Regions from separate parts of the Homo sapiens genome. Here regions 2 and 3 are each linked to region 1. The links are chromatin loops, found by intact Hi-C in ENCODE. Cell type or tissue: heart left ventricle. All regions are shown on one strand. Links, peaks and the distances in the headings refer to the core of each region. The heading gives the core; the rest is flanking DNA.

Region 1 (9,901 bases), core at 1,696-6,695:
ATAAAGATTCTCCAAGTCCCAAGATTAGCTAGACACAGCGCCTGATTGGTGCATTCATAAACCCTGAGCTAGACACAAGGTGCTGATTGGTGTGTTTACAAACCTTGAGCTAGATACAGAGTGCTAATTTGTGTATTTACAATCCCTTAGCTAGACATAAAGATTCTTCAAGTCCCCACTAGACTCAGGAGCCCAGCTGGTTTCACCTAGTGAATCAGCTGAGGCCCAGTGAGAATTTGAGCGCGGTGCCGGCAAGCCGGCACTGCTGGGGAACGCAGCGCACCCTCCGCAGCTGCTAGCCCTGGTGCTAAGCCCCTCACTGCCCCGCGCAGGCGGCACCAGCCGGCCGCTCCCAGTGCAGGGCCCTCCAAGCCCACGCCTACCCGGAACTCGGGCTGGCCCGCCAGCGCCGCATGCAGCCCCGGTTCCCCCCCCCACGCCTCTCCCTCCACACCTCCTGGCAAGCAAAGGGTGCCGGCTCCGGCCTCAGCCAAGCCCAAAGAGGGGCTCCCACAGTGCAACGGTGAGTGACGGGCTCCTCAAGCGCCCCGAGGCTGAGGAGGCACCGAGAGCGAGTGAGGGCTGCTAGTACCGTTGTCACCTCTCAAAGGGAGCTTGCGGGCCTGGAAGTTGCTCTGGGTGAGTCTGTGAGTGAGTGGTGGGTGAATGCGAAGGCCTAAGACATGACTCCTGAAAACTTCATAAGCACCGTACACTTAGGCTACACTAAATCTGTTTTTAGAAACATTTTTCTTTCTTCAATAATAAATTAACCTCTGCCAGGCGCGGTGGCTCACGCCTGTAATCCTAGCACTTTGGGAGGCTGAAGCGGGGGGATCACCTGAGGTCAGGAGTTCGAGACCAGCCTGGCCAACATGGTGAAACCCCATCTCTACTAAAAATACAAAAATTAGCCAGGCATGGTGGCAGATGCCTATAATCCCAGCTACCTGGGAGGCTGAGGCAGGAGAATCACTTGAACCCGGGGGCGGAGGTTGCAGTGAGCCGAGATCACACCACTTCACTTCAGCCTGGGCAAAAGAGCGAAACTCTATCTCAAAATAATCAACCCAGCTTACTGTAACTTTTTTTACCATATAAACTTTTTTTATTTTTTTAACTTTTTGACTCTTGAAATAACACTTAGCTTAAACTCAAACACACTGTACATCTGTACAAAACGTTTTCTTAGAATGAAGACACGAACACACACATTACACACGTTAGGGTCAGGATCACCAGTATCACTGTCTTCTACCTCCACATCTTGTCCCACTGTCTTCAGGGGCAATAACACACATGGAGCTGTCCTCCTATGATAACAGTGACTTCTGGAATACCTCCTGAAGGACCTGCCTAAGGCCATTTTACAGTTAACTTTTTTATTTTGTAAGTAGAAGAAATACATTCTAAAATGACAATGAAAAGTATAGTATAGTAAATACACAAAGGAGTCATATAGTCATTTGTTATTAAGTATATTATGCACTGTATGTAATTGTATGTGCTAGACGTTTATAAGCCTGGCAGCGCAGTAGGTTAGTTTACATCAGCATGACCGCAAACCTGTGAGTAATGCATTGAGCTATGACGTTGCCACAGCTATGACCTCACTAGGCTATGTAATTCAGCTCCACTGCAATCTTATGAGACCACTGTTGTATCTGCAGGCTGTGGTTGACCAAAACATTGCTATGCAATGCACGGCTGTATAATTACTTGTTCAATGTCTTCATCGCTAGACTGTAAATTCCACCAGGGTAGGGACTGTGTTCCTACCACCTTTAGCCCCAGCACCCAGCACAGGGCCTGGCCTCTGGGAAATGTTCGATAATTACTTTTTATTCTATTTTATTTGAGACCAAGTCTCGCTCTGTTGCCCAGGCTGGAGTGCAGTGGTGCGATCTTGGCTCACAAGCGCTCTGCCTCCTGGGTTCAAGTGATTCTCCTGCCTCAGCCTCCTGAGTAGCTGGGATTACAGGCACATGCCACCACGCCTGGCTAATTTTTTTGTATTTTTAGTACAGACGGGGTTTCACCAAGTTGGCCAAGCTGGTCATGAACTCCTGGCCTCAGGTGATCTACCCACTTTGGCCTCCGAAAGTGCTAGGATTACAGGCATGAACCACAGTGCCCAGCCAATTATTTTAAATTAATAATCAGTTAACAAACCAGTAATTATCAGCCTTTTATATTTTATAATCCACCAATTTCTATTTTATTCCCCTAAGCTGTAGGTGCCTTTTATTCTTGTTTTTCAAGAAGGAGTTTTGCCTGGGCACATAACATTGTACACTGGTTCCTGGGCTCAAGGTTGGGTGCTACCACTTGGCTCAAGGCTGGGTGCTACCACTCTTATGCGTCCCCTGCCAAAGCCTCTGTCATGTTGTGCAGTTTCCCGTACACTTTGCCAGCCAGGACTAGACTGTCTATTGATATTTTTCTCTCTCCCTGATTCACCACCACGAGGCTCTGGGTGGGGAACCATGAAAGGGATGCGACTTTGAAGAGCCCTCAGAATGCCACATTGGTTCCCCTGTCGCCGTACACACTCGCCTCCAGCGGTGCCTCCAGACCACCCTGCCACTGCTTTTTTTCTTCTTTTTTTTTTTTTTTTTTGAGATGGAGTCTTGCTCTGTCGCCCAGACTGGAGTGCAGTGGCACGATCTCAACTCACTGCAACCTCCATCTCCTGGGTTCAAGCAATTTTCCTGCCACAGCCTCCCAAGTAGCTGGGACTACAGGCGCATGCCACCATGTCTGGCTAGTTTTTGTATTTTTAGTAGAGACAAGGTTTCACCATGTTGGCCAGGCTGGTCTCGAACTCCTGACCTCAGGTGATCTGCCCACCTTGGCCTCCCAAAGCGCTGGGATTACAGGCGTGAGCCACTGTGCCCGGCCACCCTGCCACTTCTTCCATCGAAGCCCAGCCCACGATGCTGCTTCCCCTCCCTGCCCCACTCCATGTCCAGAGCCTCTGCCCATCTCACCAGTAAACACCCAAGAATCAGTGGGCTGCAGGGAGAGCTCCACCAATCCCCCTTGGTGCGGTGGCTCACGCCTGTAATCCCTGCACTTTGGGAGGCCGAGGTGGGCAGATCACCTGAGGTCAGGAGCTCAAGACCAGCCTGGCCAACATCGCGAAACCCCATCTCTACTAAAAATACAAAAATTAGCTGGGCGTGATGGCGCACGCCTGTAGTCCCAGCTACTCGGGAGGCTGAGGCAGGAGAATCGCTTGAACCCGGGAGGTGGAGGTTGCAGTGAGCGGAGGTTGCAGGGTCGCACTCCAGCCTGTGCGACAGAGTGAGACTCCATCTGAAAAATAAATAAATAAGCTGTCAGAAAAAAACTCCAGCTGGCGTCCCCCTCCCTGCAGCCTGAAGTCTGGAGGCAGAGACAGTATCTAATGGATCCTTATAATTTTAGCCCAAAGTGCGAATGAGGGCATGGCAAAGCCGCAGGCAGAGTTTTGAAGCAATTAACTATGAATGCAAGGGGCCTCTCTCTCCTGCGTTCAGCCAAATCACAAGTGTATTCCCTTCACTCATTACAATGTAGCTAAGACAATTAAGTATTGTCTAACTGTGGCGCAATTAAAACCCCTGTAATTAAGGAAGGTGGGGGCCAGAAGAAAAGGACTCTGGTTCTGAAAACTCAGCCCGAGTCCAAGCAAAAGAGCAATGTACACATTTGCCACTAGATGGCAGGCTTCCTGCTTTATTCGCTAGCTCTCCCAATTTTATTAAATACAGAAATGATCCTGACCAGTACTCTAGCAATCCAATCTTCCAAAGCTTCCAAACACATTAAAACTCATAGAATGTTAAAGGTGGACAAAAGTTTAATGAATTTTTTTGCCGAACCTTACATTTACAGAAGAGAGAGAGAGAGAGTCCTAAAGGTAAACCCCAGGTTGTTTTTCTATTATTCTACTCTGCCTCTAAACAAAAGCCACCCAAAAACCTCCTTAAAAAGAGACATAATATAGGTGTGTTCCGTTTCTGAAAAATGCAAACAGCGCTGTTATGATTTTTTACACCTTTCTGCATGTACGTAATGCTGACAGAGAGATGAACTCTTCCATAAACATGGTTGGATGTTTACCTCGTTTCTGTCTTCTTTGTGAGCTTGGCGAGTGCTGGGGCTAGTCAGTAACTTGAAGTCCAAGATCCCTAATTCAGCTCTGTGCTCTCACAGCCTTACCAAAGCCTGGTAAAAGGACAAATGAGACATCCGAGTTGGTTGTAAGGAAGTAAAGTGGAGTCCCTACAACCAGCTGGGTGACTTTAGCCAAGGGACTTGCTTCTTGGGACCTTGATTTCAAAAAAAGGGGACGTTGGATTCACTCTATCATCTAAATCTGTAAGTGCAAAAAGTAATACAAGAGAAGTGTCCTGTAGAGCACGAGGAATGTTGCAGGACATGGGTTCTCAAAGTGTGGTCGGACCCCTAAGCGTACCCTCTCCCTTCTCCGATTATGTATCTATTCAAGGACAGGTTTTTTTCATAGACTTCAGTTAAAACAACATGTCAGCGAGGCGTGGTGGCTCACACCTGTAATCCCAGCAGTTTGGGAGGCTGAGGTGGGAGGATCACCTGAGATCAGGAGTTCGAGACTAGCCTGACCAATACAGTGAAACCTTGTCTCTACTAAAAATACAAAAAGTAGCTGGGCTTGGTGGCAGGCGCCTGTAATCCCAGCTACTCAGGAGGCTGAGGCAGGAGAATCGCTTGAATCCGGGGGGCAGAGGTTGCAGTGAGCCGAGATTGCGCCATCGCACTCTAGCCTGGGTGACAAAGCAAGACTCCATCTCAAAAAAAAAAAAATCACAAGAGATGGAATGAAGGAGATATGAGAATCTGTAGACCAAACATTTAAAAGATTTGCAAAAATATAAAACAACACCACTCTGCAAATGTCTTTGTTTTAGAAAATATAGCTATTGTTGGTAAAAATGTGTAATTTATGTTAACATGCAATGGATTTTTACAGTTATTGTTACATGTATTAATAAATATTTGAATTTTCCCAGCTATAATTTCTAATATAGCAAGGCAAATATAAAAATGTCTCACATGAACAAAAGCTCTTGGAGGCTGTCAATCATTTTTAAGAGCATAAAGGGGTCCTGAGACCAAAAATTTGAGACCTGCTGTTGTAAGTTTCATCAGTCCCTTTCTTAGCTCTGTTATTTATCTTTTCATTCTTCAGAAGCAGAGAATTGTATATCCAAAGATGTTAATTTCAGCATTATCTACAATAGCAAAGAAAAAAGAGACTAAAAGACAATGTCTAACACCAGAGGAAAGGTTCAACCATAATAAATATGCTCCATTGACCCAATAGAATTAGATATTATAGTATTATAAGAAAATGATTAGGGGCCGGGCACGGTGGCTCATGCTTGTAATCTCAGCACTTTGGGAGGCCAAGGTGGGTGAATCACTTGAGGTCGGGAATTCGAGACCAGCCTGACCAACGTGGAGAAACCCCATCTCCACTAAAAATACAAAAAAATTAGCCGGGCGTGGTGGCCCATGCTTGTAATCCCAGCTACTCGGGAGGCTGAGGCAAGAGAATCACTTGAACCCAGGAGGCTGAACAGAAAAGGACAATGGCCTCTTTGTCCCTAGTGTAAGAGAGCTGGGGGGAGCCCTAGGAACCCACCAATGGTAAATTTAAAATGCTGCCTTAAAGGTATTGAACAAGTCCGGGTGTGATGGCTCATGCCTGTAATCCCAGCACTTTGGGAGCCCGAGGCGGGAGGATCACTTTAGCCCAGGAGTTCAAGATCAGCCTGGGCAACATGGTGAGACCCCATCTCTACAAAAAATATAAAAAGTAGCCAGGCGTGGTGGTGCAGGTTGCGGTGAGCCGAGATCAAGCCATTGCACTCCAGCCTGGGCAACGAAAGCGAAACTCTGCCTCAAAAAAAAAAGAAAAGAAAAGAAAAGAAAATGATTATATGGCATAATGTTAAGTGAAAAGACATAAATTGGCACTACCCCAATTGTAAAATGTGAGATTGGAACCTAATATATAAAAATGGAAACATTAATCAGTTACTATACTGTATTTCAATGTCACAATTATGGGTAGTGTTTTTCTTTAAACTAGTGGCTATTATTATTTTGTTATCTTTTTTTTTTAATTTTATTTTCTCTTTTTTTTTTTTTTTTTGAGACAGGGTGTCTCTCTGTCACCCAGGCTGGAGTACACTGGTGCAATCACCAGCTCACTGCAGCTTCAACCTCCTAGTCTCAAGTGATCCTCCCACCTCAGCCTCCTGAGTAGCTGGGATTACGGTGTGCACCACCACACCTGGCTACTTTTTATATTTTTTGTAGAGATGGGGTCTCACCATGTTGCCCAGGCTGATCTTGAACTCCTGGGCTAAAGTGATCCTCCCGCCTCGGGCTCCCAAAGTGCTGGGATTACAGGCATGAGCCATCACACCCAGACTTGTTCAATACCTTTAAGGCAGCATTTTAAAGTTACCATTGGTGGGTTCCTAGGGCTCCCCACAGCTGTCTTACACTAGGGACAAAGAGGCCATTGTCCTTTTCCGTTTAGCAAGCCGAAAAGGTTCCCAATTTTGAAAAGCTACCTTCCTCCAGCATACCCCCACAAAAGTCATTGTCCTGAAGACCTCTGGGAACATGACAAATGGCAGATCTGTGCAAATATACAACCGCCCTAACCGAGGCCACAGCCACCCGGCCCACTTAGGAGAGCTGGCATTGAATGGGAAGTGGCCGGCGCTTTCAGCCTGGCCAGCGGGCTGACAAGGGGTCTTTGTAATGGGAACAAAACTGCATCCCCCTTCACCTGGAGATTCTCCAGCACCCCCTCCTCTCCTGCACTGCCCCCCAGCACACATCCGTGCACACACGCACACAGAGGGGGGTTTATGTTTGCTTCGTAGGTGTGTTAATAAAAATCTCCTTAGGGTCACCGCTTCTGAGGTTTTGAAGTGAAACACTGCCCAAAAGGAGGGTTCATCTTCAAGGCAGCCTCACCTTCACCCCATTAAGTAGCTCCTGCTCACATCTTTCCTGAAACCACTTAAGGTAATTCCCTGTCTTAACGCTGAAGGTGCTTATGGTTCTATTTCAGACTCCTGGTGTGGGCAGTACAGGGTGAAAGAAATGCCCCGGATAATTAAGGAGATTATTTTATTCAGGCTATTAGGGAGAACTTTCATGAATACAGAGAAAGTTCTCAGCAAAAAGGAAGTGGGGGAAGCTGGGGTGGTACAGAGGCAAGGCTCTGGGGGAAGAATGGACACGGCTTATTTGAAGCATGCGATGGGAATCTACAGAATATGCAAGGGCAGGGGAGTCCTTTGCAATTTCTACCTCCCTTTGGAGCACCAAATAAAGTCCAATATGGGCAACAGAAGACCAGAAAGCTGGCCTCCCCTGTAGCTGAGGAAGGAGGAAATGAGTAGTGAGAATGATGTCCCAGATGCCTCCAGGGGAGGCGGTTCTGGGGACTGGGGTAAGTAGGGGCTGTGGGGAGAGAAAGAGGGTGTGGGAGGAGGAAACACATCTCCAGGTGCTCTTTGGCAGCTGAAATTTCATTCCTCAAATTCAGAAATCATCAGGCCAGGCATGGTGGCTCACGCCTGTAATCCCAGCACTTTGGGAGGCTGAGGTGGGTGGATCACCTGAGGTCAGAAGTTCAAGACCAGCCTGGCCAACATGGTGAAACTCCGTCTCTACTAATAATACAAAAATTAGCCAGGCGTGGTGGTGCACACCTGTAATTCCAGCTACTTGGGAGGCTGAGGCAGGAGAATCGCTTGAACCCGGGAGGCAGAGGTTCCAGTGAGCCAAGATCACGCCATTGCACTCCAGCCTGGGCAACAAGAGTGAAACTCAAAAAAAAAAAAAAATTTTTTTCAGAAATTATCTCCTCCCATCCTGTCCTTCTCCCTCCGTCTTCCTCAAATGGCAGGAGGGTGAGGCTATGATTGAAAGAAAACCACTCAATTCCTTGTATCCCCCCAAACACATGTACACACATGCAGCTCTGTTCCAACCTCCTGGAAGGAAACTGGCTGTCACCAAAGGATTCCAGCCAAATACTTGGGGTTCCTCAAGGATATCTTTTGAAAACAACAACAACAAAAATGTAGATTTTTTTTTTTTTTTTTTTGAGACAGTCTCGCTCTTGTTGCCCAGGCTGGAGTGCAATGGCACGATCTTGGCTACTGCAACCTCCACTTCCCGGGTTCAAGCGATTCTCCTGCCTCAGCCTCCTGAGTAGCTGGGATTACAGGCGCCTGCCACCATGACCAGCTAATTTTTGGACTTTTAGTAGAGATGGGGTTGCACCATGTTGGCCAGGTTGGTCTCAAACTCCTGACCTCAGGTGATCCGTCCGCCTCGACCTCCCAAAGTGCTGGGATTACAGGCGTGAGCCATCGTGCCCAGCCAAATGTAGATGGTTGAACAGCTCCAGTCACAATGTAAAGTTTTAATTTTCCTCTGCAATAAAAGCAGCCTTTTTCTTAATGTTTTCTTTGATAGAGGGAAGCCCCCACCACCACTCCCGGCTTCTTTGCCCCAGCCCTCCTCTTTATCTAACCCAGCCAGATGTGTGCATTTTTTTTTTCCATTCACATGGCACAGGGTTTGAAGATGAGCTGTATCCCCCATTAGCCACTCTTTCCACCCCCGGAGAGACTCTGATTGTGGAGGATTCGTGCTGCTGACTGTAGATAAAACAATCGAGATGGGGGGCTGCTTTGGAAACGGGGGGGGGTGTGGGGATTTTTCCATCTGGAATCACAAGGCTTTTGGTGGTAGGCCCAGATGGAACCACGATCTGTCTGTGGAGACAAAGCTTCTTTTGGAACTGGTCATGGCCACAGGAATATGAGGTTTTTGACAATACGGTGGCCAAGAGATAGGAAACTGAAGTGGGTTATGAAATGCCAAGGACAGATCACTCTGACTCTGGTGAAGTAAGCCCATTAGTAAGCTGAACTCATGTAATTCATCAAGGAGCTTCCTTGAGCCGGTGAAAACAAGGATTGTAGAACTGTGAGTTCAGACCTGGACGTTAGAAAAACAACTCCCAAGTCAGCCAGTCTCCACCCTCTTAGCTTAAGTCATCTTTCGGCTGGGAGCAAACATGCTTCCTTACCACACCAGAACAATGCTAGGTCTTCAATTATTGTAAAGAATTTTACAAATGCTGAGTGTCCCTGTCGACACTATTAATGAACATCCTCTAAGCTGCACTTAAGCCAAATCCCAAGGGATAATTAGGGATACGGAACAATGATACAATGTAGATTGCCAGTTTGCTTGAAGCTCCCAACATCCAATTAGAGGGTGGTAGCGATTTCCCAGAGCACAGGAGATGAAAACCATCTGTCACAGCCTGCTTCCTAAATCCTCCCTTCCAGGAGCTCTTTCTGTCACCTAATAATGCCAAAAAGGAGCACCTTCTCGGCCCTGAAAGCCCATCTTCCGACCAGACATGAGTTAACAAGCTGCGCGCCCCAGGGCAGACCACATTTCCTCTCTGAGCCTTCATTTTCTCTTCTATAAAATGAACCTGCTGGACATGGGTTGGTGGCTTTCAAACTTTTGAAAGCAGTGGAAACTTTTGTTTTTCTCAAGAGGAAAGCTTGATGATGGAACTCAATTTGGAGTATCTTTATGTCACTGAGAGGAAGTATAATAAACACTCCACTAATCAGACTGCTGGAGGGAGACGGCTCAGCTCTTTTGTGTCTTAAATCTCCAAGCAGACTATCAGTCCCCATGGATTGGATCACTGCCTGCAAGTATTAACTGCTTAATAAATGTCACGTAGGAAAAAATGTGTGCTTCATTGGGAAACTGTGTATCCTTTAGAGCATACCCTTCCAGGTTATCTGAG
Region 2 (9,901 bases), core at 1,791-6,790, 74 kb after region 1:
AGTGCAGCCACTGAGGGACAGCTGGGAACTGGGGGATGCAAGTGAGAAAGGGATGTGGGGGAGAGTTCAGGATCAGGCTGCTTGAGGAGTAATGGGTTACCTACAGCAGAGACGAGATGGCTGTTTGTCAGGAGGCGGTAGAAAGGTAGAAAGGATTCAGATTGTGGAAGGGTAAACGGATGAGATGACCATTAAGGTTTTGTTTTACTGAGAGGCTGTAAGTCTGCCAGGGACAGCTGTCAGTAAGGCTGCAGAAGGGCTGGGGGGCTACACAAGGAAGAGCAGAACTAGGGTTGTAAGCTCAAATGACGAGCAAACGGTGAGAAGGAGGCCTGAAGGGCTGTGTGGGGACTATGGCTACCTGAAGAGGGCACACCCTGTTAAAGGGGCCACAGCTGCTCAGCTGTTCTTACAGTGCCGGCCCTGTGTTGCCAGATTGTCTGCTTTGTCAGAGGCCAGAATTCTGACTTTTTATGTGAAATAGGATTTTTAAATGCTGGTGATCACTTAAAAAAAACTTAAAAACCCAATACTGGCAAAAGAGGATGCCAGTTTGCAATCCCTGAAGTAGAGAGAGCTCGTGCTGGGGAGAAGTCCACCAAGATGCTTTGAGGCGGGCTGTAGCAAAGTCCTGTTTCTCAGAGCTGGGCTGGGCTGGGGTAGGATCCTTGCAGCTGAGGAGGAGGAAAAGCCACTGAGTCTCCTCCCAGAGCGGGACAAACCAGAGGCCCTTTGCAGTTGCTGGGTCACCAGCGGGGGTGGCGCATGGAGTACAGACAGTGTAGCTCTTGGCCTGCCAGGGAGACGGATGGTGCCTTTGAAGCAAAGAGGAAGGGAAGGCAGAACCAGGGATGCCTTTGCTGATGAGAGTGCCTGTCAGGGAAGGCGCCACAGGCTGGCAGCTCTTCAAACCAGCAGCGCTTGACCCAGAGCCAGATCCAGCATGGCCTGGCCAGAGGCACCCTGGGAGGCCAGCTGGTCAGTCCCTTGCCTCCCCAAGTTCCCCCTGGGGTCAATGAGCCCTGGGAGGATGCCTAACCTAACTCCAGCCAGACTAATAGGGGCATGGTGACCCTTGACTCACCATCCCATCCCAGCTTTCAGGGAGTGGGGGTAGTGTGGTCTCCATGTTCCTACTATGCCTAAGAAGAGATGGCTCACCTTGGGAGGTGCCAGGCTGAAACTAGGTCCTTTCCGGGTCTGGATGCTGCCGCTCAGGAGCAGGGGCGTGGCCTCAGCTGCCTCTGGGAGCTTCCCGGGAATGACAGGGTTTGAGGGGAGTAGATATGAGAGGGAGCCGCTCCTGGTTCTGGAGTCTTAGGAGGTTCCAACTTGCAGGATCCTTTCCCAGAGCCCTCCATGGAGAAAACAGCAAAATGAAGCCCTTACCTGCTTGCTGTCTGCAAGGGAGGGAGCCGAGCCCCAGCTGATAATCCCCCAGCACTCACCCTTCCTGAGCTGAGACTTCGGGGCTGTGGAGACCAGCACAGGACATAGTGGTGCTTTTTAAATTTATTTTTAACTGTTTCTCATATGTAGCAACCCCTCCTCCCCTCCTGGGCATGTTTACACAGGCTCTGCTCTGGGGGCTGGCCTGGCTGTGAGGTTTCTGGGGAGGCAGAGAGGCAGGGACTTTGGGGCCTTAGTCACCATCCATGGTATCACCTCATCTCACTTCCTGTGAGGGACAGGGCCTGGCTGATGTGATCCCAGCTCCCCCCAGTTCAGGACTGTCTTTCAGCTCCTTTGCCCCTGGAGGTGGGGGCTGCTGGCTGAGGAGGGGTCAAGGTGAGTTCAAGAAAGCTACCTGTGGAAAATGGACCAGGTTGGGGGGGTGATTGCAAAGTCTCCCCAAAGCCTGGCTCCTCATGCTCAGTGCCAGGGGCAGAACACTGGGGAGCCAGGTATAGAGAGCCTTCCTGTCATAACTGCCAGTCCTCTTCCTCCAAGGCCTCTGCATATTCTCATGTTCCCCTCACCCATCATGCCAGCCACCCCTATCCCTCTTCTAGCAGGGCCAAGATGGGGACAGCAGCAGCCCTCTGGCCTTGGGATGTGATGATAAAGCAAGCCTAGGGCCAGGGTTTGGGGAGCAGAGAGAGCCAAGAAGTTGACCACGTGTGATTTCCAGCCCTTCCCACTGGGACTTGACTTCCCAGGTCAAGGAGTCCGTCTCATTCTGGCTGGTCGAGTGACCAGAGGCCTGTGTGAATGTGTGCACCTGCTTTTCCTGCCTGGAATGTTTTCTGGCTCAGCTGCAGCAACATCTGTGAGCCCAGTGTCTGCCCTGTGTCCCTGGGCTCGCTCCAAGTGCAGGAACATACATGCAGGGCCCAACATGATGATGGTGTGAAGGGCAGGAAACAGTCCTCTGAAGGAGTGGGGAGGTGGGCAGTCTGCCCCCGCCAGGTACCATCGCCTCCTGCCAGCTTCCTTAGACCAGGCAGGGCTGCCATGGTGCTAGCTGCAAGTCCATCAGTATTGACCGTCTCGCTCCATCTTGGTCCTCCGGAGTCCCAAGTTTCCTTTTCATCAAATCTGACAAGAGAGAAGAAACATGGGTGTGCTTGGCCCACAGGGCCTGGTGGTGATGGACCTCCCCGCTCCCTCAAGCTCTGGATGGCTGCAGTGTTGTACTAGACTTTGTTCAGGCTGTTCTCATCTCAGTATTGCCCCTTCCTTTCACTTTCACACTTCATCTCATTCCTGTTGTCACTTTCCCCGAAACGAATAAAGTCTCCCCAGCTCCTGCTGTGTAGGCTGGGCAGAAACCACAACACGTAAGCCTTGTCTCCTTTCCTTTGGAGCTGGGGCCCGAGCCCTCCCCCAGCCCAGCGGCATTAGCCCCATTGGCTCTGGGAAGAGCCTGACCTGAGGTGAGCCTGAAGCCAGGGAACAGGAAACCTCCCAGCGCCTGCAGTCATGATGAAACTTCTGGGGTTCCAGACTTCCTCAGCCTGCTGAAGCCCCTCAGGCCTTGTTAACCCTGATCTGTGAGCAGTGCTTTCCCCCTCTTCACACAGTGGGCCTGGCCTCCAGAGGCTCAAGTTAGCACCCAGGATGTATTCCAGGACCCTGCTCTTCCAGTCTCAGTCCACAGCAGTCCATCAGGAGCAAAGGAGAAATGGGGCATGTTCTCCTGGGAGATGAGTGTAGCTCAGGAAACCGTAGCAACCTTCTCATCACTTGACATCCAGAACCCATGGGGTGGAAAACACTTCGGGTCCCATCCGTCACCCCCCACTCTTCCTCTCTGTTGTCCCTCCAGCTCTGGACCTCTTCCCACACTTTCAGACAAGCCCAAACAGTTGAAACCAGACTTGCACAGAAAATATCTTTTGGATTTCACAGCATATTTCACCCATAACCCTTCCTGCCCTTGTCTCAGCTCTCCTTTCATTCAGCTTAAGGGTAAAACCCAGACCTGTGAGAGAGGAAACAGTGTATTTCTTACTTTTCATCCCAGCCAGTCCCCACAAGATCGTGGCTAGAAGTGTAGCTTCGCACCGCCAAGACCCCCTCATTTTCAGTGGTGTGGTAGTGACCAGGGGAGGAGGAGGCATGGCAGCAGGAAAAGGAGAGGTGACCCGCAGGAATCCATAGACATCTGGGACTGTACACCAGTAAACGGAGGCAGTTTTGTTACAGGCTCCTTTAAATCCAGCTAAAGCATTACCCAAAAAAAGCACTTCAAAGTAACCAGAATTTATGAATACCTTGCATTGCACACCCTTTCATAGACGCAGTGTTGTAATTTTCATATTTAAGTCCAGCTGATATGATACCAAGTAAAGGGCCTCAGGCTTCAACAAGACAGGTTCATACACAGTGGGGCCCCTGGCCTGCTCTTGTACAAATGAGGGGCTGGGTAAGTAAGTGCTGGGGTGAGAATCTACGTAATGAGTCAGGTAGGCTCTTTGTGGACACTGGCCATTTTCTTAGAAAGCAGAAGGAAATGTCATTGCAGACTCCTGGAGGATCAGAACCCGACCTGCTTGGGGGTGGAAGGGGTTACCTCATTTCCTGCTGTCCCATTCCTCAGGCTCACAGCACGCACCTGCCTAATTTAGGCACCTGACTAACTGGGTTAGACCTTTGGGTGCAGGTGGCCCTTCTCAGAGGCCTGACGATGAAGGGGTTGAAGCTCTGCTGCCCCATTTACCAGGAGCTGGCATTTGGACCACTACCGTGGAGGTAGTGACAGGAAGCAGTCATACCAAGAACCAAGCAGAATGGCCCAGAAGCAGGCTGCCTGTAACCCTTAGTGTCTGCCAGCAAGGTGAGGGGACCAGCTGTTGAGGCCTGGCAGAAGATGAGGAGAGGCCACGTCAGGTCAGCTGGCAGGTCACCTCTCTGAGCCCCGTCCAAATGACAATGTGCACACAGATATACAAACTTTTTCCAACCCTGAGCCTGAAAGGACTTGGTTGTTGGAAGCACAAAACCTCCAAGAATTTTAAGTGTAGGCTCTGTTCTCTCCACAGCGAGCTGAGGCTTCAGGCCTTAGGGTCATAGGAGCTGACTGGGGATGGGACAGAAGTGCAGAGTTCCCTCCACAACCCATGAAGTCCACATTCTCTTGCTTCCAGCAGATCTGCACCCTCACCACCATGCTGCCATCTGGCTGGCCCATACCTGGAACAGTCTTGTCTAGCACATTTGCTCAGGAGGGAGAGGAGAGGGGATGGACCAGAGTGATGGGAGCCCAGGGCTGCAGGGCAGCTCCCCCTGGTGGACCCTAGAGGTGGCCCCTCCCACTCCTGGGAGAAGAGAAGCCACACTGTGCATTTCGCAGCCAATCAAAACACAACCCTCCAATAGAGGGCGGAATGGGGTTACCAGAAGCTGGGAAAAGCAGGGGAGGAGAATGAAGAGCAGGTGGATGGTACAAAAATATGGTGAGGACTAAGTTCTAGTATTTGATAGTACAGTAGGGAGACTATAGTTAACAATTTATTGTATATTTCAAAATAGCTAGAAGAATTGGAATGTTCCCAGCACAAGGAAAAGATAAATGCTTGAGGTGATAAATGTCCTTAAATATCCTGACTGGTCATTACACTTTGTACGCATGTATCAAAATACCATATGCAGCCCCAAAATATGTACAACTATCACATGTCAATTTTAAAAAGGAAAAACAAAACAACCAGAACATTCCTCTAGTTAGTAGCTACAACAGGGCAGGAACTGGAGAGAAAAACAAAACAAAAAAAGCAGCAGCCTCCTGACTGGCCATTTCCCTTCTTGGTCTCCAGTTAAAAGCTGCCTCTGAGCTCCCCCAGCCCCAGGCCCCCACCACCAGCCTCTGCCTTCCAAGATAACCTGTCTTGCCTGATCCTGGAAAGGCTTGTGAGAAACTTGGGGTGGTAAGAAATAAACCAAAGGAGATTCTCAAATTCTATCTCTGGGATTTCTGTTTCCTCAGGTGTAAAGGTAGAATCTGAACACCACCTAAACTGCCACCACACAGTGCCACTGTCTTTGCTAGCTGACGTGGAAGTACTGTGCAAACTTAACAGAAGTGCTGTGGAGATGCTAACTGACTGAGGCAACTAGGAGGAACCCTCCCTGCCAGGAAGAGGTTCTTGGGGATATACCTCAAAGCTTAGGGCTTTCAAATACTTCCTAGCCAATGGGCCCAACTGTCCAGCCTGGCTGGGGTAACGATCTACTCCCAACTCCTACCAATAATTCTCTGGAATTCTTAGCACCTTTTTCTTGCCAAAGCCCAAACAAAGCAATTTCAGATCTGAAAATTCTTCACAAGTAGAAGTGATTATTAACTTTAATTTCTATTTCACCAAGGAATGTGAACTGAAATACAGAGAGGTTAAGTAACTTACCTACAGTCACCAGCTGAACAGGCCAAGAGGACAAATGATGTTTCTAATTCCTAGCTGAGTTTTCTTTCTTTTCTTTTCTTTTCTTTTTTTTTTTTTGAGATGGAGTTTCACTCTTGTTGTCCAGGCTGGAGTGCAATGGCATGATCTCGGCTCACCACAACCTCCGCTTCCCAGGTTCAAGCAATTCTCCTGCCTCAGCCTCCAAGTAGCTGGGATTACAGGCATGCGCCATCACGCCCGGCTAATTTTGTATTTTTAGTAGAGACGGGATTTCTTCATGTTGGTCAGGCTGGTCTGGAACTCTCGACCTCAGGTGATCCACCCGCCTCAGCCTCCCAAAGTGCTGGGATTACAGGTGTGAGCCACCGCACCCGGCCGCTAAGTTTTCTTTTTACTAAATCAATTGAGGGGATCGCAACCCAGGTAGTGCAATGGAAGCAACCAAGTGGCTTTAAATCAATCAGATTCTCAGAGACTGATTCAGAGGCCTGGTGTGGGTTCTGGGAACCTGTTCAGGTAAGACAGAAAACCAGATCTGGTTTCAGGGCTCCCAGTGGGCATGTGGGCTTGGCTGGTCTTACTACATAGGGAGGTTGGAAGACAAAAGCACCAACAGAGGTAGGCCTAGGAAGGAAGAGACATTTTTCCAGCGACAGATGGCCCACTGCTCAGCCCTGGCTCCAGAATGCAAAAGAGATCAGAAATAGATGCTCAGCAAGAGGCATGTGCCACCCGCATCATGTCTCATGCAGCTGCCATAGCTTTAATCAGGAAAACACACATCTTATCCCACTTTGCACAGACCCTCCTGAAGTGCAGAAGATACTAGGAGGAGGCATGGGGGGAGCAGATGGAGGAAGAATGAAAAGCAGTCCAAAGAATCATTCTCTCACTTGGGAAGGACAGAAGAAAGCTGTACCCCAGCAGTGTCAAGGCAGGAGGCTTCACTCAAGCCCTGTTCCTCCCAGGCCTCACAGCAGTGGGAATTTACCTCAGCTAATAGAGGGAGATCTTACAACACATTTCTCAATCTAGATTCATGTCTTGAGACCCCACCCCAAGATCAAAAGCTCCTTAGTCTCTTCCTCTGCCCACCTCATTCTTCAGGCCCTCTCTCAAGGACCTAATCCCTTCAGGATCCTAATAAAATGAACAACATTGGGGGGAAAAAAGGTAAACCTTTATTTGGAAAAAGAGTTTAAATAACAATTTAAAACCCCATTTCACTTTCAAAACAGAAACAAGAAAGCAAGGAAAAGATAATCTATCAAGCATCTGCCCTCTGCTGTGGTTAGCCATTTTAAAGCTGCATTTCCCAGCAGAAGAGAACAGTGATGGGCCCTAGTCCTAGGAACCCACAGGGCACTGTCTTGAGACCCTTTTAGGCAGTGTCCAGGGAACAGACAGACAGAATGAATGGTGGGGTGTAGACAGACCTGGGGCTCAGACAGGCACATGCCCAGTACCCAGGAAACAAAGTTTGAAAATATATACACATAGAAAAATAAATTCCCTAGAACCTAGGCATGGAAAGCTTCTAACCATGAATGCAGCAGCACAATGCAAACTGGGTCTTTGGCTTTCAAAAAAAGGAAAGAACCTTAACCCCTGGCTTACTGTCCCGAACTCAAGTCTCTTGACCACTGTCTTCAGTCCCACTTTGGAGGTCGAGTGAGGCAAGAGCAAGTCAAATCTACCAGGGCCAGCAGCCACTCTGACTTAGGGAGATGTGTGGAGGGGCTGGCCCAGGATCTCCCAAGGCCACACCCCAGCAATGAAAGATTAAGGCATGCAGGTGACACAGTGTGGACTAAGGAGTCCCCTGAATAAGCCAGGGTACCCTTCTGTTAGGGGAGGGAAAGCAGACGCAACAAGCAGCTGAGGCCTTGCTGGACAGAGCCAATCCGCAAGTACTGCCACTTCAAATTCTTGGACCAGTTTTGTCCAAGGCCACCTTTCTGCTGAGGCAGTTTGGCCTGAGCTAAATACCAGGGTTTTCTAGAAAGGAAATGGAAGGGAAGCGGGAGATGGGAGATAGCAGAAAGTAAAAAGTGGTGGAAGGAGAGGAACAGAAAATTGCTTCTTAGGAGTGGAGAGGAAAGAGAATCAGCTTAGGTCTTCAGTCCCAGCTGAGGCAGCTGAAGAGTCTACCTGCTCCTTCCCCTACTGGAACTCCTACCCTTGCCCCAGTTCTGCAGGCTGCAGAGTCCAGTGAAACAAGAGTTTCCTGAAGACTCTTTCTCCTCCTAATCCTTAAATAGTTTTAAACCTCATACCACTACCCTAGCCCAATGAACCCCACATAAGGGTTCAAACTTCCGCCTCCCTCAGGGAAGCCTGGGGAAAGGGATGGCCCTTGTGAAATTACACCAGGTCTGTGGGGAGCTCTGGGTTGGAGGCACAGGGCCAGCTGGGACAGGTAGCGCATCCCCCAAAATTTGCCACTCCAGGATGTGGGCCCCATTTGTTCCCAGAGCCCAGACGCCGGGCCTGCCCTGGTTGGCAGGATGAATGCCTAATGAAACACAGAGGCTAAAAGGAGAGATGGGGCCATGCCCTGCTGCTGCCTGCTCATACATAGGTACTTGGGTAGACTCTGAACCTGCCCCAGGCCTACAGCCCCAACATGAAAAGTGGACTGGTCAGAGGCAGGCATGGCTGTGCAGAAGTCTCACCCCAAGAGGACACATACATGATATGCATATCTCACATATGCATGCCTGGCAAGAGGGCTGGGCCCAGAAGTCCTGAAGGCAGGGAAAAGGTCAGGTCAGAAGGTACATCAAGAAACGGCCTGAAAGCAAATAACCAATGAAATCAAGAACTCCCATAACCCTGGTAATTAAAAATCAAGGGGGAGCGCTGGATACATGGAAGGAAGGGGGAGCCCCCCTTCTGCCTCTCCCAGGGCCACTGAGTGTGTGGCACAGGATTAGGAAGAGGCTGGGGTGGGGCAAGGACCACAGGCAGAGAACGCAGCCAGGCCTGGAGAAAGTCTAACCGTGGGAAAAAGGGAACGAGGAGGGGGAAGGGAGGGGATGTAAGTTTCTTGGATCTAAGTTTCTAGATGCATGGGATTTTTCCACAGTCTCTGATCCAGTGAGCTCTTCTGGAAGAGAAGCTCTCTTCCCCTGGGAGCCCTGTCATGGGGCGGTGACTTCCATCCCGAAGCTGGCTAGCAGGCAGAGGTGGTCTGAAGAGCAGAAGGGGTTGGGTAAGCCATTGGCAGCCCAGAGTATCTCTTCAGAGAGAAGGGAGAGACGACCCAGGAGCTTGAGAGTTCCATCTCGATACAGCCTGTGATCTGGGGCACAAAGCAGAAGCCAATGGGTAAAAGCAGCCGCAGCCACACTGCATGGGCAGGCAGTGGCAGAGTCCTTTGGGAACGCCTTCTGCAGGCTGCATCCCCTTGGCTGCCCACTGCCCCTCACCTCCTCTTGCAGCATCTGGCTGAGGAGGCCCCATTTTCTCAGAGATACTCCATAATATCATCAACGAATAAAGACAGGTGAGTTCCGGGGAACTGGGGCAAGCTGGAGAGCCCACCATTATAAGATCTTTTGATTTTCCAAGAGAAGCTAGAGATCCAGCTTTTCTATATAAAATCTGATTTTTTTTTTTTTTTTTTTAGATGGAGTCTTACTTCGTTGTCCAGGCTGGAGTGCAGTGGCGCAATCTCAGCTCACTGCAACCTCTGACCCCCGGGTTCAAGCGATTCTCCTGCCTCAGCCTCCTGAGTAGCTGGGATTATAGGTACCCGCCACCATGCCTGGCTAATTTTTTTTTTTTTTTTTTTTAAGACGGAGTTTTACGCTTGTTGCCCAGGCTGGAGTGCAGTGGCACGATCTCGGCTCACTGTAACCTCTGCCTCCCGAGTTCAAGCGATTCTCCTGCCTCAGCCTCCCAAGCAGCTGGGATTACAGACACCGTCACCACACCCGGCTAATTTTTTGTATTTTTAGTAGAGACGGGGTTTCATCATGTGGCCAGGCTGGTCTCACTCCTAACCTCAAGTGATCTACCCACCTCGGCCTCCCAGAGTGCTGGGATTACCG
Region 3 (9,901 bases), core at 2,539-7,538, 160 kb after region 1:
TGAGATTATGCCACTGCACTCCAGCCTGGGCAACAGAGCGAGACTCTGTCTCAAAAAAAAAAAAAGTGTCATGTGATAAATAATAAATAAGTGACAGAGGCAGAAAATGTAGTCAGAATCCAAATAAGAGATCAACGTAGGATTCGGCAACCAGAAAAGGATGACTTCTTGGAAGAGATGGGAGTGGGTAAGGGCCTTGAAGAATGTCAAAGATTGAGGTGAGCCACAGAGAGTGGGAGGGTGTTCCGGCGAGAGGCTCCTGCCAGCAAAGGTGCTGAGGTGGAACCGCACACAGCATGTTCAGGGGACACTAACACATGACTCCAGGTTCATAGAGGAGCCCAAGAGGCAAAGCTGGCAAGGGAGGCTGGGCTGCAAGTGGCAGCCCTCAGATTTTAGGCTCTGAGTTCGAGTTTGATTCCATCGGGAACAGGGGGCCGGTGAGAGCTGCTGGGCAGTGGATGTGATGCGAATCCAGCAGGATTGAGGAGTTCTGGCAATGGGGAGTGAATTGAAGAGGGTAAGAAAAAAGAGTAGGAAACCAAACAAGCACACTATTGTAGCACTCTAGATGTGGAATGATGGCTTGGCTGAGAATAACAATGGAATTGAAGGGCAGATGTAAGAGCTATCATTATGGAAACATCTCTAGGACTTGGCGAATGGTTGGATATGTGGGGGTGTGTATTGCATGCATGTGAGTGTGTGTGTGTGTGTGTGTGTGTGTGTGTTGGGATAGGAAGGCCTGTGATGATAAAAGAAACCCAAAGATAACCCAAGATTTCAAGGCCAAGGGACTGAAGGAAAGATTGCCAGAGGCAGGGAAGTGCAGATGGGGAAAGTGCCTGCCACCTGGCCCTTACTGTCTCTCCACGTTCTAGCCCCACTGGATTGCTTCCGGATCCTCTTTGCATCAGCTCTCCCTTCACTGCAGGCCTGTGTACGGTCAGGGCAGGTCCTTCCACCTGGAACACTTTTCTTCTTGCCCTCTGGGTCTCGCTCATTCCTACCCGTTCTCAGGTCTCTACACAATGTCACTTCCTGGGGAAACCCTTCTTGGATTCCCTGGTCAAGAGCGAACGCCCTTCGTGTTCCCGAAGCCCTTGGCTTCACCCTTGCATTGCAACCTGTGAACTCCTCCAGGGCAGGGCTGTGTGGGGTCTTAGTAGTAGCACCTACCAAAGTAGCTGGGCAAGGTTCTTAGTTGCTGGCCACAGAATTTACTCCAACTAGGCTAAGCACACGGGGGTTTATTACAGGAGAGAGATCAAAGAAATGTCAGGAGGGCTGAACAAACAGACTCTTGTTAGATTCCAGAAATGGCTCTCAAAGCACCCCAACTGAGTTGCCAAGAGTTGCTGCTTCTGCTATAATCAAGAAGCTGCATGATTGCGGAATGCCCCGCTCAGTCATGAAGCAACCACAGCCGCTGCCCACCACCTGCCTCTCTCAAATCAGACACAAGCCTCACACTTACATCTCAGGCAGGTGCTTGGCAAAGGCCATCCATTCTGACCCCCAGCTGCAAGGGGACTTGGGGAATGTCGCTTTCAGCTTTCCAGGCTCTGCATGGATGAGAAGCCTGCTGTGAAGAAACAGCAGTGGGTGCCGAGGGCTCACCCATGGCATCTGCCATAGCGCTCAGCAGCAGTGTGCTGCTTCAGAGCACGAGGTGCACTTTGGATGTGTTGATTGAAGTGCCGGTGGGGTGTCCAGCAGCTGTGGAGGATGGAGAACTGGAAATGTAGCTTTGGGAGGCACTCCGGAAGGGTGGGAGGCCGTGCACTCCAGAAAGGGAAGTGTGGGGAACAAAGAGCAAGGGCCCCAGGGCTGAACCCTGAGGAAATGCTTCGTGAGAAGGACGTTGCCAGAAATAGCTATCGATACAGTAGGACGCTGTCTGGGAGTTTCTGAGAGTGAGAGGAAGGGGGGGGGGGGGTGGCGGGGGGAAGGGGGGTGGCGGGGGAGAAGAGAAAAAAAGTACTTAAAAAGGACCCAAAAGAATACTGTAATATCGTAAGGCCGGGTGCGGGGAAGAGAAAAAAAAATACTTAAAAAGGACCAAAAAGAATATTGTAATATTGTAAGGCCGGATGCAGTAGCTCATGCCTGTAATCCCAGCACTTTGGGAGGCTGGGGTGGAAGGATCACTTGAGGTCAGAAGTTCAAGACCAGCCTGACCAACATGGTGAAACCCCATCTCTACTAAAAATACAAAAATAGGCTGTGCATGATGGCGCATGCCTGTAATCCCAGCTACCCGGGAGGCTGAGGCAGGAGAATTGCTTGAACCTGGGAGGCAGAGGTTGCAGTGAGCCGAGATCGAGCCACTGAACTCTAGCCTAGGCGACAGAGCGAGACTCTGTTTCAAAATAAAAAAAAAGAGAGGAAAAGAATATTATAATGACATTGAAAAGGTGTTCATATGTGAACAGTGGGTTCTGTAAAACAATAGGTTTAGTAGAAAGATGAGAGATTAGATAGATAAATGTTATACAGATAGATAGAAGTTAGACAGATTGATGTCAGATAGATAGTTAAAAAGATAAAAGGGTCCACACCAAGATGTTACCTCTGTGTGGTGGTATTGGATTTATGGGTGATTTTTAAAATTTTCTCCTGCTAATCTAAAATTGCCTTGCAACGTGAGTAATAATACACTTGATCCTTGAACAACACAGGTTTGAACTGTGCCATTTCATCCACTTTTATGTATTTGGATTTTTTTCAATAAATACAGTCAGCCCTTCGTACCTGTGGGTTCTGCATATGCAAATGTGGATCCAAAATACAGTATTTGAGGAATGAGAAACCCACGGATATGGAGGGCCTGCCTTTTCATATTGGTGGATTTTGGTATCTGAGGGGGTCCTGGAACCAATCCCTTGCACATATCAAGGGATGACTATATTTTTTAAATGAAAAAAATGAAATATCCTTTTAAAAATATTCTAACAAAGTATGTTTCCATATGAGCATTGAGGTGAAACTGTGAGAATCCTAGGAATTCGTAGAGCCAAACTGTCACATTATACAGCTGTGATTTAACCTTTTGATCTCTGAACATCCGCGCGCCATCCACAGCACACCATCTATACCAGTGTTAACAGATTGCGTTTGTAGATAATGATCACTGTCCCATCCTCGTGGCACTGCGGTGCCTGAACAGCCTTGACTTCAGTCCTTCCAACTTTGGAATGGAGGGAGCGTCTGTGCAGTGCCAAGGGGCTCCTAGAAGCATGGCGAGCACACAGGAATCATCCCGGCATGCACCTTTGCCATGCCTGGTGGGTCTGCACTCGGCTCTTGGTCTTAGGGGACACCCAACACCCGGGAGACGCAGGCTCCTCACCTTGGCCTTCTGCCCTTTTTAGCCTTGTTAGGCCTGGAAGCATGGGCCGCTCTTTTGTGGGAGGGAAGGGGGACCTGCGATCGTTGTTACAAGACCAAGTGTTTGCTCCTGGTCTCTCCTGCTTCTCTCAGAGCTATGCAGACCAACACAAAATCACGATCGTGGACTTCTTCAAGAGCTTGAACCCCACTGGGACAATGAAGATGTCTGTGGATGAGTTCCAGAAAGTGATGATAGAGGTGTGCTGGGTCCTAGTGGCAACAGGCTGTGTGTGAGTGTGAGTGTGAGTTTGTGTGTCAGAGAGAGGGGAGAGGAGGAGAAGGAGCAAAAGAGCTTGTGAGCACTTCCTAGAGCTTCCTGGGACAGGCTATGGGACACTCCCCTCATTTATCTAGACCCAGAGGGGAACCTAAGACCTCCCTCAACCCCTGCTGAAGTCATTCCTGTGCTGTGGCTTGATGCCACCAGTGACCCGAGATGCCACTCAGAGACACATGTTCTATCTTGAGGTTTTTCTCCCCATTGCATTTCACTACTGGGCAGATAACAAAGGGAGTGAGAGAGGAGACCACATCCCAAAGTCCCAACATTTCCACCTTAGGAATCATTTTCCTGAAATCTCACATTCCTCTCGCTCCCCATGTAATAAAGGTACTGAAAGCCCCCTGTAATGCATACTTGAAGGGGTCTATCATCAGAGCGTCCCAGGAGAGACTTGGGCCCTGCAGGAATAGGACTCCAGAGGAGAAGTTCCCGGGGCCCAGGCAGGGACGGATAAGGCAGTCGGTGCCCGGTGCCCAGGCCGGGGGTGAAGAGGCTGGCCAGGACTCAGCAGCAGGAAGTGAGAATGAACTTCACAGGATGCAAAGGAGAGTCCTGTTCCCTCCCCCGGTCACTCGCTCCACCTGACTCTGATCTCCTCCTGCCTTATTGCCCCCAAAAAGGGGAGGCCCTTTGGAGTCTGGACAATGACCCATGGGCAGGGAGCTTTTTCCAGCCCCTCCATGCTGTGGAATCAGTTTCCCCTGAGCTCTCAATCAGATGCCCTCCATGGTCCCAAGAGTGAGGCATTGTGTGGGGTGTGTGTGTTGGGGGGGGTGGTAGGTGTGTGGGGTGTGTGTGTGTGTGTGTGTGTGTGTTGGGGGGGTGGGGTGTGTGTGTGGTAGTGTGGGGGGGTGTGTGTTGGGGGTGGGGTGTGTGTGTGCATGTGGTAGTGTGTGGGGTGTGTGGGTGTGTTGGGGGGTGGGGTGTGTGTGTGTGGGGGGTGTGTGTTGGGGGGATGGGGTGTGTGTGTGGTAGTGTGGGGGGGTGTGTGTGTTGGGGGTGGGGTGTGTGGTAGTGTGTGTGGGGGAGTGTGTGTGTTGGGGGGTGGGGTGTGTGTGTGTGTGGTAGTGTGTGTGGGGGTGTGTGTTGGGGGGGTGGGGTGTGTGTGTTGGGGGGGTAGTGTGTTTGGGGGGGTGTGCCTAGGGAGGGGTGAACAGAGTTCTATTAACTGCACATGTTCCATCCACCTCCTCAGCAAAACAAGGTCCCCCTGAACCAGTACCAGGTCAGGGAGGTGATAAAGAAGCTCGATGAGAAGACAGGCATGGTGAACTTCAGGTCAGCCCAGGCCCCGCGACGATCCCCGTTCTCTGCAAGGGGCCCTGGCTGGGCTGATGTGAGCTCCTCCAGCTTTCCTGTCTACACTTTATTACTTGAGGCTTCACCCACCTGCCTGTTCCCTGCATGCCAAGTCTGGGCCCCACTGTCTACCCCCCTTCTCATCCCCAATTCACTTGTTCAGCGAAACTTGAGCCCAATCAGGCGCTGCTGGCTGCTGGGCCGGATGCTGGGGATGCCAGCGGGAGGAGCCGGAGCCCACACTCACAGCCCAGGAGGAGGGCAGGCAAGGGAGCAGATCTTTATGCCCTGGTGAGGTGAGAGGAGCCGTAGGGGTGTGTACCAGGCGCCCTTGCAGCCCAAAGAGGAAGTGTCGCTCAGGCGGGAGGCGGCAATGTTTCAGCCGAGTCTGGCAAGACGGAGACCTAGACAGAGGGCGGAGGCACACAAGCACCAAATGCTAACGGTGTGTTAGGGACTACAGGTCCCGCTACTCTGCCATGGCTTGGCAAGTGAGGGATGCTGTATCTTAGACTGAACTCCTTGAAGAGAGAGGACCGGTCCATGATGACGGTGATGCCAGTAAGCAACCCATAATAAGTCCCCGCCACATGCCTGTCCTCTCCACTTGCCCAATAGGCACGCTCTGCAGCCTCACGGTGCCCCATGGCAATGCTGCCATCACCCCACTTAGCAAGTGATGAAACAGAGCTCTAGAGAAGTGCAGCAAAGAAGCCAAGTTCACCGGGTGCAGTAGCCCATGCCTATAATCCCAGCACTTTGGGAGGCTGAAACAGGAGGATCACTTGAGCCCAGGAGGTCGAGACAAGCCTGGGCAAGATAGCAAGACCCCCGTCTCTACTAAAAACCAAAAAAACACATTAGCTGAACATGGCAGTGCATGCTTGAAGTCCCAGCTACTTGGGAGGCTGAAGTGGGGTGATTACTTGAGCTCAGGAGGCAGAGGCTACAGCCAGCCGAGATTGCATCACTGCACTTCAGCCTGGACGACAAAGTGAGACCCTGTCTCAAAAATAAAAAAGAAAAGAAAAGCAGCCAAATTCTCGCAGCTGGGAAGGGCAACTCTGGCCGAGACTCCAGGCCTGAGGGGTCCACACCTGTTCTGTCTCTCACTGCGTTAGACCTCCCAGCCCAGACGAAGGACACAGTTGCCCCTGCCAAGCCTGGGTCTGCAGCTGAGCTCCCATCTGTCTTGGTGGCCCTGTGGCTGGCCTGTGTTCTTAAGAGCTTCTGTGGAGCAAGGCCTCCCATCCGGCCCTGCCCCACGAGCCTTCTCCCAGTACCTCTTTCCTTCGCTCCACTCAGCGTCGTCCACGTGGAGAAACCGCGATGCAGACAAGAAAGGCAGCCAGACCCAGCTGCAAGCCCTGCTCTGCGGAACAAGGCTGCGGCTGTGCGCGGATCTCCTCTCCCTTTAAAATGAGGAGATAACCGCGGCACCTGGGAGGGGGCTGCAAGGAGTGAGTGGGGGAAATGCACACAGCGGCTGGCACAGGGGGCGTCACTCGGTAGGGACACTGGCATCCAGCAAGAGGGCGCCAAAGGTGGCTCAGGCCCGCCCTGCTACCACCGGGCCTCCCACTCCTGTGCTGCTCAGCGGCCTGTCCCTGTGCCTCCTCACCTGCCCCGTGCCTCCTCACCTGCCCCGTGCCTCCTCACCTGCCCCGTGCCTCCTCACCTGCCCCGTACCTAAAGTGGCACCTCTTGTTCCTGGGGAAGCTGATGGCAAGTGCCCATCTCAGAGGCTCCAGACCAGGTTCCACGTCCAGCAAAGTCCCCAGGTTTGCAGGCAAGGTCACATGGCCATCGAGAGACAGAACTGGGGTCTGGGTCCCTGAGTCTCAGCGCCTGAGCAGGAGCCCTTGGGGCCACTTCAAATTGCCCTTCAGATCACACACTGCCGCTTTATCAGCTGTGATTGAAGAGCAGAGTTTTAATTTTTATTGTTGCATGATCCTTTTCATTTTTGTTTTATGTTACAAATAATATCTCATTGTAAAAATTCTAAACCCGGCTGGGCGCGGTGCTCACGCCTGTAATCCCAGCACTTTGGGAGGCCGAGGCTGGTGGAGCACGAGGTCAGGAGTTCAAGACCAGCCTGGCCAAGATGGTGAAACCCCCACCTCTATTAAAAACACAAAACTTAGTGAAAATTAGCCAGGTGTGGTGGCAGGCGCCTGTAATCCCAGCTACTTGGGAGGCTGAGGCAGGAGAATTGCTTGAACCTGGAAGGCAGAGGTTGCAGTGAGCTGAGATCGCACCATTGCACTACAGCCTGGGTGACAGAGTAAGACTCCATCTAAAAAAAAAAAAAAAGAAAAGAAAAAAAATTCTAAACCCACAGAAGTATAGCAAGGAAAAAAAATGAAGGTCCATTTTTATCTCCCTCCATAGTTTACTCTGCCTCCCCAAAGGGCTCTTGCAAACGATCTTAGGTGCACATGTGCATGCCTTTCCCACATACTTATAAGTGTGTGTGTGTGCACACGCACACACATGCACACATGTGTAGTGGGGGAGATATAATGGTTAACAGCATGACCTCTAAGGCCAGAGATGGGTTTACAAATGGTCTCCTTTGGATTTAAGCCTGTCTTAACATTCTCACCCATCAGCCATGAGGCTGTACGGGTGCTCAGCATCTTTCCCTTACCTTTCGTACCAGTTTCTTGAACACGATGAAGCCATAGCAACAAGTCTGGTCTAGAAAGAAGTCTCGGCGAGAGGAGTCCTCGCAAGTCGGATGGTGGCAGGGAGGAGAGCAAGAGGTGGCTGAAATCTCGATGGACAGATGCTGTGGCAGGGGCTGGGCACAAGCAAATAAAGTCTGGCTTGGTTCTGGGTGTCTTGGGCTGCTGGTGGTGTGCCCGTCACCAGGGGGCCACCTTCTGCTTTTAGTGACCACCAGGGGACATGTCAATGCAGCCTCATTAAGAGCTGCACAGACAAATTGGGAACGTGATGGGGTTGCTAGGCAGCAGGGAAAGAGCCTCAGGGAGCAGGTCAGAGCATGAGGGCAGTTGTCACAGTGATTAGAACCTGAGTCCAGGGGAGACTTCCTTGGTGGGAGGCAGTGACAGGGGGAACAGATGCTGAGGGAATGAGGGCAGGGGCCTTTAAAAAGCAAAGAAATGCTGTGGGGTCACAAGGAGGGAGCCAGGACAGGAGACCAAGAGAGTGGGCATCTCATCCTGGCCACATGACCTTGGATCCCCAGTGGCTCCCCTTGAAAATGGAGCAGCTGAAATAAAGCCTTCCCAGTCCGGTCTAGGAGTCTATCATTCTGCATTTCACCTTTAAATTCCTTGAGAAACTGGGGAGACAGGAACAGCTTAGCGAAGGAATAAAAGGAATAGCCAAGAACAGCATTCACTGATTAAGTGGGTGGAACAGGCACCTTTGGGAGTTTTGATTGATCTTACCAGACACCATTGTAGATTAGCAAGGCAGGAACTTTCTTGTGCCCCTCTGCAGCCCCATGTAGTGCTTGGCACATAGTAGATGCTCAATAAACACCTGTGAAATGAACGAGCACATTCACCGGTGATTGTTTGGGGTAAGTGGTGGAAAGTTGGGAAAGTTTAGGGGGCGAGGGAAGGCTGATATTTGGTAACCCACGCTTTGGCGCAGCAGCGAAGGGTCTAGGAACCAAGTCACTATCTCTTGTGTTTCACTTGGCTTCACCAAGGGTGGAGGTGAACACCAAGACCCCTCTGCACATGCAGCGGAATTATTGGAAATAATTTATGTCCCCACTCATGTGCCGTATTCCCCCCCTTTCTCTTCCTTATTAAAATCTTAGCCTTTATGAGGTTTAGGGCCAGGATAGAAGTTTCTAGCAAGACTCATCCCTCCCTAGTACACATTTCCCCCAGCCTAAGCTCACTGGTGAAAACAGAACTGAGGAGAAGAGTGAGAAGGGTGGGTTACAGCAGCCCTCAGAGGAGCTTCCCCAGCACTGCCGGGAGGAGAGGGAGGTCTTCAAGTCCGGCAGGACCTCAGAACAAGTAGCTGAGCTGTGCCCTGGAGGCTGACTCTTGGTCTGGGCTCCCAGCCTGGCAGAGCTCCCCTGCCCCAAACATAGCATGAGGGCATCAGAGCAGCAGCTCTGTAGGGACCCCCTGGGTTGGGACCAATGACCCCCAGCAATAATCAGTGTGGACTGGTGAGCAATAGGTAGAGGGCCTCTCGGGACAAGTGGGCACCACAGAGCCTCAGTGGCACCACCCTGAGCATGTTCCTGAAATGGAATTTCCATCAACGGGGTGGATTAGGGGCTCAGAGTCAAAATGAGGATGATAAAAGGAATATAAAGAAATGCAAAGGCCAGACGCAGTGGCTCATGCCTGAAATCCAGCACTTTGGGAGGCCAAGGCAGGCTGATCACCTCAGGTCAGGAGTTCGAGACCAGCCTGGCCAACATGGTGAAACCCCATCTCTACTAAAAATACAAAAATTAGCCAGGCATGGTGGCAGGTGCCTGTAATCTCATCTACTCAAGAGGCTGAGGCAGGAGAATTGCTTGAACCTGGGAGGCAGAGGTTGCAGTGAGCTGAGATCACGCCATCGCACTCCAGCCTGGGTGACAAGAGCAAAACTCCATCTCAAAAAAAAAAAAAAAAAACAAAAAACAAAGAAAAGAAAAGAAAACGAAATGCAATAAGGAGTCTATGGGCTGAAACATCTACCATAACATCGGGTGCTCTGTAGACATCTGCTCTATCTCCCCGAATAAAGTGAAGTCCTTGTCGTCTGGGATCATGTCTTTTTTTTTTTTTTTTTTTTTTTTTTTTTTTTTGAGAAAGAGTCTCACTCTGTCACCCAGGCTGGAGTGCAGTGGCGTGAACACAGCTAACTACAATCTCTGCCTTCCAGATTCAAGCAATTCTCATGCCTCATCCTCCCGAGTAGTTGGGATTACAGGCT

The links. Hi-C counts contacts between places; a loop is a spot of excess contacts. Peaks named below come from ENCODE experiments on the same cell type or tissue, not always from the same donor. Only the 100,000 strongest peaks of a DNase experiment are listed, where the experiment ranks them.
Region 2: a loop joins it to region 1, with 16 times the contacts of the local background. A loop is called at or near these places in 95 of 110 quality-filtered maps.
Region 3: it touches region 1 in a loop (3-fold over the local background); 19 of 110 quality-filtered maps call a loop at or near these places.

Annotation. Positions count from the first base shown.
Region 1 is chr14:76,706,604-76,716,504 of GRCh38, forward strand. It overlaps LOC105370577 (a long non-coding RNA gene), which reads right to left. Exons shown (of 2, transcript XR_007064273.1): 2 at 3,827-4,212. Among named protein-coding and RNA genes, the nearest start is that of VASH1, 50 kb to the right of the region's middle. In heart left ventricle, for the core only: a CTCF peak has its summit at 3,719 (motif pointing right); no DNase peak of the experiment used is centred there.
Region 2 is chr14:76,780,239-76,790,139 of GRCh38, forward strand. VASH1 (vasohibin 1) reads left to right here. Exons shown (of 7, transcript NM_014909.5): 7 at 1-2,777. ANGEL1 (angel homolog 1) reads right to left here. Exons shown (of 10, transcript NM_015305.4): 10 at 5,771-9,150. The coding sequence ends at 8,990. It overlaps VASH1-AS1 (VASH1 antisense RNA 1), which reads right to left and starts at 6,486. Exons shown (of 2, transcript NR_104184.1): 1 at 5,847-6,486; 2 at 1,495-2,538. RefSeq lists an enhancer at 4,584-4,633. In heart left ventricle, for the core only: a CTCF peak has its summit at 4,768 (motif pointing left); DNase peaks (open chromatin) are centred at 2,205 and 4,733; H3K27ac peaks cover 3,320 bases.
Region 3 is chr14:76,862,485-76,872,385 of GRCh38, forward strand. LRRC74A (leucine rich repeat containing 74A) reads left to right here. Exons shown (of 14, transcript NM_001385106.1): 12 at 3,484-3,591; 13 at 4,872-4,954; 14 at 7,641-7,820. The coding sequence ends at 7,665. Among named protein-coding and RNA genes, the nearest start is that of LRRC74A, 41 kb to the left of the region's middle. In heart left ventricle, for the core only: no CTCF peak of the experiment used is centred there; a DNase peak (open chromatin) is centred at 5,327; H3K27ac peaks cover 2,327 bases.